Regions from separate parts of the Homo sapiens genome. Here region 2 is linked to region 1. A link is a contact called in ENCODE Hi-C or POLR2A ChIA-PET data. All regions are on one chromosome and are shown on one strand. Each heading gives the region's core, a stretch centred on a gene start or an enhancer-like site at or near the end of the contact. The rest is flanking DNA. Distances are from core to core; before and after follow the strand shown.

Evidence for each region. A loop is a pair of places that touch in the nucleus more often than their neighbours do. ChIA-PET counts read pairs that join two places held with the same protein, here RNA polymerase II (POLR2A). Pooled maps may share reads with other maps.
Region 2: a map of gastrocnemius medialis shows a loop between it and region 1 (4-fold over the local background). The contact joins the enhancer-like site here to the promoter of OSTM1 in region 1. A Hi-C loop is called at or near these places in 1 of 168 maps with a recorded cell type or tissue (gastrocnemius medialis) and 12 of 50 pooled maps. POLR2A ChIA-PET finds 5 or more read pairs at or near these places in 1 of 52 experiments (WTC11).

What each region holds. Positions count from the first base shown.
Region 1 is chr6:108,072,541-108,077,990 of GRCh38, reverse strand. It overlaps OSTM1 (osteoclastogenesis associated transmembrane protein 1), which reads left to right and starts at 3,250. Exons shown (of 6, transcript NM_014028.4): 1 at 3,250-3,741. The coding sequence starts at 3,340. RefSeq lists a silencer at 3,040-3,479.
Region 2 is chr6:108,999,576-109,005,025 of GRCh38, reverse strand. It overlaps SESN1 (sestrin 1), which reads left to right. Exons shown (of 10, transcript NM_014454.3): 2 at 2,683-2,748; 3 at 3,538-3,738; 4 at 4,353-4,535. It also overlaps a transcript of ARMC2 not described here. Among named protein-coding and RNA genes, the nearest start is that of ARMC2-AS1, 78 kb to the right of the region's middle. Within about 2 kb of position 2,798, at least 7 of the 41 ENCODE cell types and tissues checked have a DNase peak (open chromatin) inside an H3K27ac peak, as active enhancers do; they include gastrocnemius medialis, where a contact is called at or near this core.

The sequences.
Region 1 (5,450 bases), core at 2,001-4,500:
TCTAAAATATTTGAGGGCTGGGTACAGCGGCTCATACTGCTAATCCCAGGACTTTGGGAGGCTGAAGTGGGAGGATCACTGGAGCCCAGGTGTCTGAGACCAGTCTGGGCAACACAGGAAGATCCCATCTCTACAAAAAAAGAGAAAAATAAAACCACAATAAAAAGTAACATGCCACTGAAAGTACATTAAAAATGGTAACTTTTATGTTATGTATATTTTACCATAATTTTTAAAAAAGTAGTATCTCCTAGTAGAAAAAAAGTAACAATAAAAAATAATATAAATTAAAAACCCAACATAGTATAACCACTATTTACATAGCATGTATATTGTATTAGGTACTATAAGTAATCTAGATATGATTTAAAAGTATAAAGAGGATGCTTTAATAGCATGTAAGAAAAAAGAAAAAGAGTATACGGAAGGAAATGTGTTAGGTTATATGCAAATACTATGGTGTTTTATGTAAGGGACTTGAGGATCTGAAGATTTTGGCATCTGTGGGGGGTCCTGAAACCATTCCCCTGCTGGTATCAAGGGATGACTATGTATTTTAAGCTATGAATTTGCACTATTTCTAATTTTAATCCAACATTAGAGTTCATTTCTCTCTTTTCATATTTGTAACTTTCTTCTCTGACAGTCTGAAACTGAACTCCAATTATTCTTAATATATTTACTGATTCCATCAATCCTTCTGAATGTAAGCAACCTCCCAGTCACTGCTGCCCAATCCTCTGCATGGAGACCCTTCTTATCCACTGAGAACCCAATACTCTGCATCAGGCTGATGCTGCCACCCTCCCTCACACCACTGTCCTCTTCAGCTTACCTATGCTCTGACACCTCTCTCTGGGCCTCTGACACCCCATTCCTACCAAGCACCGATGCCTATCTTGCTCTACTTGACCTTTAAGATTGAATTGTTCCGGGAATGGAAAGGAAAGGAAGAGGGAAAGTGTCTGTAATTTCCTTAAGTTTTTTTTTTTTTTTTTGAGCAGGAGCACAGTGGTGTGATCCTGGCTTACTGCAACCTCTGCCTCCCAGGTTCAAGAGATTCTCCTGCCTCAGTCTCCTGAGTAGCTGGGATTATAGGCATGCATCACCATGCCCGGCTAATTTTTGTATTTTTAGTAGAGACGGGGTTTCACCATGTTGGCCAGGCTGGTGTCGAACTCCTGACTTCAGGTGATCCGCCCGCCTCGGCCTCCCAAAGTGCTGGGATTACAGGCATGAGTCACCGTGCCCGGCCCCTTAACATGCTTTTTGAAGCCATCCTTTTACCACTACAAACAATATTGTAATGAATAAGTGTCTATGACAAGGTTGTGAACTTGCTGCATCAAAGAGCTTGTGCATTTGCAAGGTTGTTGGTTCTGCACATTGATTTCCATAGAAGTTAACAATTTACACATCCACCTGCAACACAGGATGGTGCTTGAAAGAATTTAAAAGAAAGATAATTCTAATACATAGAAAGACCTAAGAGTTACATGATGACTTTTGCAAAACTTAAGACAACTTATTTTCTCTTTTGGAAATACGTTTATTGTTACACAAATCAAATTTCCTACTATTCAGTTTCTTAGTAACAAAAATGAAACAAAATTTAGCTATCCCAAGCAAATTTAGGAACATAAAACAATAACCAAACAGACGGGGTAAAAAGTAACTATAAGAACCCCCAGGCTGGGCACAGCAGCCTGTGCCTGTAGTCCAATTGTTTGGCAGGCCGAGGCAGGAGGATCCCTTGAACCTAGGAGTTCGAGGCCATCCTGGGCAGTCTAGCGAGACTATGTCTCAAAACCAAACCAAACAAAATACACAACAACAACAAAAAAGTTTTTGAAGAACCCTCAGAAACATAAATTAGGACCCTAAGCTAAGTAGACTTTAGTGCAACAGCTCTGCAATTTACAAGGCAAAAATTACAACCCTGAAAAGCAGGATGACACAAAGCCCGGAAATAATTTTCTACCAACCTGGTTGGTCAGATACTTGTCAGAAAACTGTTTTCCAGGTTATGAGCTTAAATTCTTTTTACAGACTGGCAACGGTATCAGGACGCTTTTTAGAGTGTCCCCTGCTATTGCCTCGGGCATGTCAGAAACTGGATAGGAGTTTCAAGTTGAGCAGTTTGTCCAGGATTTCCTGGGCTTTAGCACTGAACGCGCTGCGTCCCTGGTACCCCTTCAGTTCCAAGCAAACCTGCTTGTTGGCCACTGTAGGACCAGACTTACGTCAAGTACAGTTGCCACTACACAGATGTGGCTACTTACATTTAAGTTAAATACTTTTTACTTTTGAGATGGAGTCTCACTTTGTCGTGCAGGCTGGGGTACAGTGGCGCGATCTCGGCTCACTGCAGCCTCGACCTCCTGGCTCAAGCCATCCTCCCCGCTCAACCTAGGACTACAGGCTTGCGCCACCACGCCCAGCGGCTAATTTTTGTATTTTTAGTAGATACGGGGTTTCGCCATGTTGGCGAGGCTGGTCTCCAACTCCTGGCTTCAAGCGATCTGCCTGCCTCGGCCTCCCAAAGTGCTGGGATTACAGGCGTGAGCCACCGCGCCGGCCCTAAATTAAATTAAAAATTCAGTTCCTCAGCCGGCTCAACACCACACATGTGGCCAGTGGCTGCCTTAATAACGCAGATGTAGAATATTTCCCTCATCTCACAGAGTTCTGACAACGCTGAGGCAGACAGTTGAGAGTTTTTTTAAAAACAAAAACAAAAAGCTTGGAAACCGCTAGTCTCCACCACCTATAATAACCAACGGGCATTATTACTCTCTCCAAATGGGATGAGGAAAAAACTACGCTAAGGAACACCATGCAGAAAATCTGCCGAGGCACAGGCCAGCGGGGTTTCTCTGCGAACGCAGCCGACGGCCATTTCCACAGCGGAGGCCGTCGTCGGTCCAGCGAGGTAAGAAACTTGTAGGACGCCCGGAACTCCCAGAGGGTTGGGCGTTCAAGGGTCAGGACCCCCGAGATGCAATTGTCCAAAGCGGTGGGTGCTCGTGGTCACCGGCTGGCGAGCCTCGGCTACGGATACCCCAATGCACCACTCCGCCCCGCCCCGCGCCTAACGCCGGCTGGAGAGCGCGCGGCCGCAGGGTAGGCGCCCTCCCGCACGCGCGAAGGCCTGCGGCCCGGAGGCAGCCGGCAGCCAATGGGGCGGGGCGCCGCGCGCAGGGGGCGGGGCCGTGACGCGCCCTCCTCGTGACCCGGCTCTCGGCCTGCGCTCGCGGAAACCGGAAGCGGCGGCTGTCCGCGGTGCCGGCTGGGGGCGGAGAGGCGGCGGTGGGCTCCCTGGGGTGTGTGAGCCCGGTGATGGAGCCGGGCCCGACAGCCGCGCAGCGGAGGTGTTCGTTGCCGCCGTGGCTGCCGCTGGGGCTGCTGCTGTGGTCGGGGCTGGCCCTGGGCGCGCTCCCCTTCGGCAGCAGTCCGCACAGGGTCTTCCACGACCTCCTGTCGGAGCAGCAGTTGCTGGAGGTGGAGGACTTGTCCCTGTCCCTCCTGCAGGGTGGAGGGCTGGGGCCTCTGTCGCTGCCCCCGGACCTGCCGGATCTGGATCCTGAGTGCCGGGAGCTCCTGCTGGACTTCGCCAACAGCAGCGCAGAGCTGACAGGGTGTCTGGTGCGCAGCGCCCGGCCCGTGCGCCTCTGTCAGACCTGCTACCCCCTCTTCCAACAGGTCGTCAGCAAGATGGACAACATCAGCCGAGCCGCGGGGGTGGGTACAGGACCACGTCCGGGACTGTGGCTCAGGAGAGTTGGGAAAGGAGGAGGGTGTAATGATGGTCAGCGCTGGGGGCCTCAGTTTCCCCAACAGTAAGAAAAAGGGGTTGGACTGAGTCTGTAGAGTTGGGTCATCAGAAAAAGGGGGTGGCATTATGGGGCTTGGGATTTGGGTTTTTGCTTCCAAGAATGCTGTTGGACATCTTTGGTTCATATAGGTGTGATTGGTTTTCTTGGGGGTCCTGATTCCCCAACCCTCTTGCTCTTCCTCCACCCACTCCACCACGGCTTCTTCTCATCTTCACCTGGAGTTGCCAGGAAGGATCCTTTTCTGAAACAAGTGGGGTGGAGACACTGGTAGTGGTTAGAAATTTGAGCTTTGTAGCCAGAAATGTTCATGTCCACCAACTTCTAACTATGTAACCTTGGATTAATTATCTTCTCAGAACCTTAGTTTCCTCCTCTATAAAGTGGAAAGAACATCTGCCTAATGCGGCTGTTGGAAGAATTAAAAGAGATATTGCCTGTGACTTCATCTTAGTGATGTGAACAGTCTGGAGCTAGCTAGCGGCCAGGACTCCAGTTCCACTCTGCTTATTAGCGGTATACTATGGGCAAGTTACTTACATTCTCTGTGCCTGTTTACTAATCTGTAAAATGGGGATAAAAGGAGGTTTTAGAAAACAACACATAGTAATACCTCTAAGTAAATGGGAGGTAAATTTTTAAGAAATTGTAAGACTGCTCTTCATTCTTCATACCTTAAGGGTTCTCTAGGTGTGTGGTAGCTGCTGTGAGGCACTTAATTTTAAAAAGAAAAACAGACAATTCCTGCTCCTAAGTACTTTATAAAGTTTAGACTAGGAAAAGATTAGAGTGTCAGGGTTGGTGGGAGTCACGAGGTGTGGGCCGGATATGCTTGGTAAAGGAAAAACATGAGGAATAACATTGGGATTGGAGAATGAGAAAGTTCCTCTTGTATTACGGGGACAGCAAGTAGTCTCATGAAAATGTGGTTGGAATTATTCCATAAATTTAAACTTGTCTAAACTTGTTTATAGTTGCACTAAATATAAATTTGTACCTAGTTGGATCCTGCTTTAAGTCAGCCTGTTATTTAAAATAAATCTGTCATGGCTGTGTGCGGTGGCTCATGCCTGTAATCCCAGCACTTTGGGAGGCTGAGGCAGGGGGATCACCTGAGGTCAGGAGTTGGAGACTAGCGTGGCCAACATGGTGAAACCCCCGTCTCTACTAAAAATACAAAAATTATCCGGGCGTGGTGGCACGTGCCTGTAGTCCCAGCTGCTCTGGAAGCTGAGGCAGAAGAATTGCGGTACACGTCTGTAGTTCCAGCTACTCGGGAAGCTGAGGCAGAAGAATCACTTGAGCCTGGAAGGCCAAGGTTGGGGTGAGCCAAGATTGCACTACTGCACTCCTTCCTGGGCAACAGAGTGAGACTCCATCTCACAATAAATAAATAAATAAAAATAAAATAAAAATCTGTCATTTTACATAACTGGGGAATTTATTTGCATTAAATAAATTCTGTGGTCAATCTCTCTGTAAAGAGCATGTTTTTTTTTTTTTCTTTTTTCTTTTTTTTCTGAGACAAGGTCTTGCTCTGTTGCCCAGGCTGGATGGAGTTCAGTGGTGTCATCTCGGCTCACTGCAATCTCCGCCTCCTGGGTTCAAGTGATTCTC
Region 2 (5,450 bases), core at 1,549-4,048, 930 kb before region 1:
GATCACTATTACAAATTGCCCTTCCTAGCGGTTGTAGTAATATATTCTCTATACTCTTTTTTCTCATACTTCAAAACACTCTCATCAGCAATATATAAACAATTAATGACAGTTTCTCTACCCTTTCTCCAATACAGCCTGTGATCAAACTTTTTGATCTTAAGCAATCTTTTTGGAGGAAGACAGTATCTCAGCATAGTTAACTTGCAGTTGTTTTGAGTGTCAAGCATTTTTCAACCATTTGTATTTTCTTTTCCTTGAACTGTGTTGTTTGCTCATTTTTAAAATACGATTGTTGGTCAGGTGCGGTGGCTCACACCTGTAATCCTAGCATTTGGGAGGCCGAGGTGGGCGCATCACGAGGTCAGGAGATTGAGACCATCCTGGCTAACATGGTGAAACCCTGTCTCTACTAAAAATACAAAAAATTAGCCAGGTGTGGCGGCACACGCCTGTGGTCCTAGCTACTCGGGAGACAGGAGAATCACTTGAACCCAGGAGGCAGAGGCTGCAGTGAGCCGAGATCATGCCACTGTACTCCAGCCTGGGTGACACAGCGAGACTCTGTCTCCAAAAAAAAAAAAAAAGATTGTTGGGGATTTTCGTATTGATTTATAGTAATCTTTCTTTAAAATTTAGCCCTTTGTTATTTGAGTGGCAAATATAATTCCTAGCTTTCTGTTTACTTTTGACTTTGTATATATTTATTTTTCCCATGTGAAAGTCTTTATTTTTATGTCATTAAATTTATCAATCTTATATTTTATGACTTTTGGCTTTTGTGGTATTCTTAGGCCTGCTGCACTCCATGAGTGTTTTCTTCTAGTACTATAATGTTTTTTGCTTTTTTTCTAAGTTTTCATTTTTTTCTTACATTTAACTCTGATTTATTGTGGGGTAAAGCATGTTATAGTGTTCCAGCTTCACTTTTTTTCTGAATGGCTATCCAGTTGTCCCAAGATCATTTGTTGAATAATTCATTTTCCCCCATTTGAAATGACACCTTTTCGTATACTAAAGTCCCAAGTCTCTTAGTTATAAAACAGTAATAAACCCTTGAAACAGGCATTTTCCTAAAATACATTTTGTTTAAGTAAGACAGTTTTCAAGATTAAAGAAATTAGAGGGGATAAATGTTAATTTTAGCCTTAGTTTTGTCCAATAGGTATTGTTTCAAATGTATGTAATTGGATGAGAAATTCAGCAGTTAGAAAAGCTAAGAGTCATCATTGTATATAAATGGCTGCTATTGGTGCCAAAATTATATATTGAATAACAGGGATGTCCTCTGGCATTCATTACAGGATGTTAAAATTGAGACACACACGTGGCCAGACCAGTGAATTAAGTGCCTCCTCTAATGAAGGGTATAATGTTAAAGCATTACTATCTTCAGTGTAAGGATGGACTAACCAGGGAGAAGTCACCAACCTCCAGTATAAGATTATTTTATTTAAATATTATTTTATGAATTCTGTTGGCAAATATAAACTACTTTGAATCTTGATGTCTCCTAATAAAGATTACCTTCACTTTTGTCCTTCCTGCTTAATTTTTAAAAGCCTGTTCTGCTTTAAAGACTTTCATTTGCTGGGACCAGATTTCTTGGATTGCTGACACATGTCCTTCTCTCTGTGCACCCACCCCCACCCCATCCCCACTTTTTTTCTTTAAAAGGAAAATATCTGGTTTATATCATGAAGAACTTTAAAAGCAGTAAGGAGAGAGTAGAATTATATGAGTATTTAATTATATATATAATATATATGAGTGAAGGGGTTAATCTTTAATTGTATAAATTCTAAAAAAAATTTTTAAATGACACTAGATAGGACATAGGCCTCAAAACAACAAAAAGTTGAAATATATTATTTTAGTTTTGTTTCTGTAAACACACTATATGGGGAGGGTGAGGGAGGGAAAGGAAACCCTAACAGATTTTCAGTTCTTGTTAACCATACTACACCATCACATAAGGTACAGGATTCTAGAGTCACTGTGTCAAATGTCAGAAAACTATTTCTCAATTATTTGAGCTTCTCTAAAATATAATATGGGCAAGATTGATGACATCCTGTAAATAAAAAAAAACTTAATTTAAGGCAAACTTACAAACAAAATGAGTTTCTCTAAAATTATTTAACTGCAGAGAAAACATGCCCTGTAGTGCTGTCTCTTGTGAATTTAGTTTTTATTTTTCATAAATTTACATTCTAACCGTGAGGTGTTGTTTTAGATGTAATAATAATTACACTTTTTCTAGTTTAAGACACCTAGGTGGAAGTACTGCTTTTTCATTTTCTGACGATGCACAGGGATTGATATTTGGGTTGGTTGAGTTTTAGATGTACAAACACACTGGTCTTATTTTGTATCACTGATGATCCACAGGGTTGGCTGCTATGTGCTGAACTTTCTGTTCTAGACTTTCTGCCAAGTACTTTATGCAAAACTCTGGTTTTAGTGAAACAGGTTTTATTGTTTTTAATCAGAGTTGTATTATAAGCTGTTGTTAGCTATGTAATGCTAACAGAAGAGTTGGTATGTATATACAGCCATGAAAACAAACCATCAAAACAAGCCTGTCTCTGTTCGACTGGTTGTTTTTCCCTCCCATTCCTTTAGCCTCAGTTCATTTTGTTTACTGCCAAAGGCCTGAGATGGTGTAATTTTCTTTTCTAGGAACTTGGCATTAGAATTCCTCGACCACTAGGACAGGGACCAAGCAGATTCATCCCAGAAAAGGAGGTACGTTGTTTGTGAAAGTACATAGTGAACTGTATGCTTTTAAGGAAGAGCTTTCATGACCCACATGTTGGCATCTGAAGAACTGTTGGTCAACAACATGTTTTAGTCAGAGTTGGTTGCAGTTAATCATTCTTTGGCAGTGAATCTGTGGGAATAAAAAGCTGTTGTACTTGTGTTGATTTCTAGTATTTCATGATGTGTTTTTAACACCCATATTTAATCAAGTAAAGCCAAGATTTGTTTTTGACCAGTGATACAACATCTGCTTATATTTAGATGTTGTTTAGGTGTGCCCATAACCTGAGTTACTTAGTCTTGACTGTCTCCACAGGCTGATATCAGTGCTAGATTGGATCTTTAATTCTATATATGTATAAAAGCATCTATGCTTTATTTTCATAAGAAGTGTATGCTATTAGTTAATTTTAGTTCTCCTTAAATTGAGTGAGAGTAGGCGGTTTTGTAAAGAAAGGCTTTAGTGTCTGTTTGCAAGCTCTGCAAATTTGATAATCTAAATCTGCTTCTTTATCTGGATTCTGGCCAACTCTGCAAGCAGCCTATCTAGATGGCCTTTAATGTTCAGCCTTTGTTGTTTATCCCCTACTATATAATATGTAACTGTTTATTCTTCTGTATCTTTCAACCAGTTGAGTTTAAATTTGTAACCCCTCTTTCTTAAGCCAGATTTAATCTGCTTCTAAATGATACTTAGAGTGTAGCGCATGTATATTTTCTTCCCTTAACACCAATTTACCATTTCAGTAACCATGGTTTTTCTCATTTATACAGATCCTCCAAGTGGGGAGTGAAGACGCACAGATGCATGCTTTATTTGCAGATTCTTTTGCTGCTTTGGGCCGTTTGGATAACATTACGTTAGTGATGGTTTTCCACCCACAATATTTAGAAAGTTTCTTAAAAACTCAGCACTATCTACTGCAAATGGATGGGCCGTTACCCCTACATTATCGTCACTACATTGGAATAATGGTTTGTAAACATTCAGTGAAAAATTGTTTTTGCCTATTTTTATTAATCTCTTTAAGAGACAGTTAATGCTTTAAACACAGGGATAAATACTTAGATTATGATATATAATATGATTCCTGTTGCACAGTCTCTGTTTTTCCTATTTTTAAATAAGTACGCTCTCAAGTATAACAGAAAAAGAAGCAAGTATTTATACATTGCTGAGAACCATTCTTCATTAAATAAGTAGAACACAAGTTCTGTTTCATTATTATAAATAGTTCACATTGACATAAGTGGTGCTTCCTGTTCAAGATGTAAATAATATTCCATTATTTTATGATTGGCACCTTAATTGAAGTTTCTTCTTAATCTGAAGTTCTGAAAGTATATAGATAAAATGTCTAAAGTTCAAATACTTTTATCAGATATTTTGTTTGTTCTTGGAATATTTCTAAGGTTCTTACAGTATTTGAATTTTTAAAATGTTTATATAAAAACTGCATTTCTGTAGTTTACGGAAAATTTGAAAACATACTAATAAACTTAATTAGCTCTTTTGCATGTTGTAAATAAAAAGGATATGTAGTTCAAGGTTTTAATATTTATAATTAGAATAATCTTTTTGTTTTAAGGCTGCGGCAAGACATCAGTGCTCCTACTTAGTGAACCTGCATGTAAATGATTTCCTTCATGTTGGTGGGGACCCCAAGTGGCTCAATGGTTTAGAGAATGCTCCTCAAAAACTACAGAATTTAGGAGAACTTAACAAAGTGTTAGCCCATAGACCTTGGCTTATTACCAAAGAACACATTGAGGTAAGCAGTGGGGTAATATATCTTGGGAGTCATTTCAGACTTTTTTAGAGCAGTTTTAGGATTACAGAAAAATCGCACAGAAAGTACAGAGAGTTCCTATTTTCTACCCCCTGAATCTCTTCCCACAGATGCACATTTTCTTCTGTTACAGCATTTCTGTGGTACATTTGCTGTAATTGATATATTACTAGTAACTCTATAGTTCACATTAGGGTTCAGTCTTTGCATTGTATCGTTCTACACATTTTGACAAATGCCTAATGTCACGCATCCATTACAATATCATATGGAATAGTTAGTACCCTAAAAATGCCCTGGGTTCCACCTGTTCATCCCTTTCCCCCCCTTTCCCCTTCCCCTAAACCCCTGCAACCACTCATCTTTTTATTGTTTCTATATAGTTTTGCCTTTTCCAGAATGTCATACAGCTGGAATCATACAAAAGTATGTAGCTTTTCAGACTGGCTTCTTTCATCTAGCAACATCCATTTAAGGCTTCTTCATGCTTTTTCACGACTTGATAGTTCATTTCTTTTTATCACTGAATAATTCTCTATTGTATAGTTATGCCATAGTTTGTTTATCCATTCACCTATTGAAGGACATCTTGGTTACTGCCAGTTTGGGGCAATTACGGATAAAGCTGCTGTAAACATTCATGTATAGGTTTTTGTTTCTTGTTTTTTGTCGACAAAAGTTTTCACCTCATTTGGATAAATAATTAGGTGTGCGATTTGTGGATAATACGGTAAGCCTACGTTTACCTTTGTAAGAAACTGTAAAACTCTTCCAAAGGGCAGTATCAGTTTGCATTCCCACCAGCAATGAAGCAGCATTCCTGTTGTCCCACATCTTGGCCAGCATTGGTGTCAGTGTTTTGGATTTCAGCCATTCTGATAAGTGTGAAGTGGCATC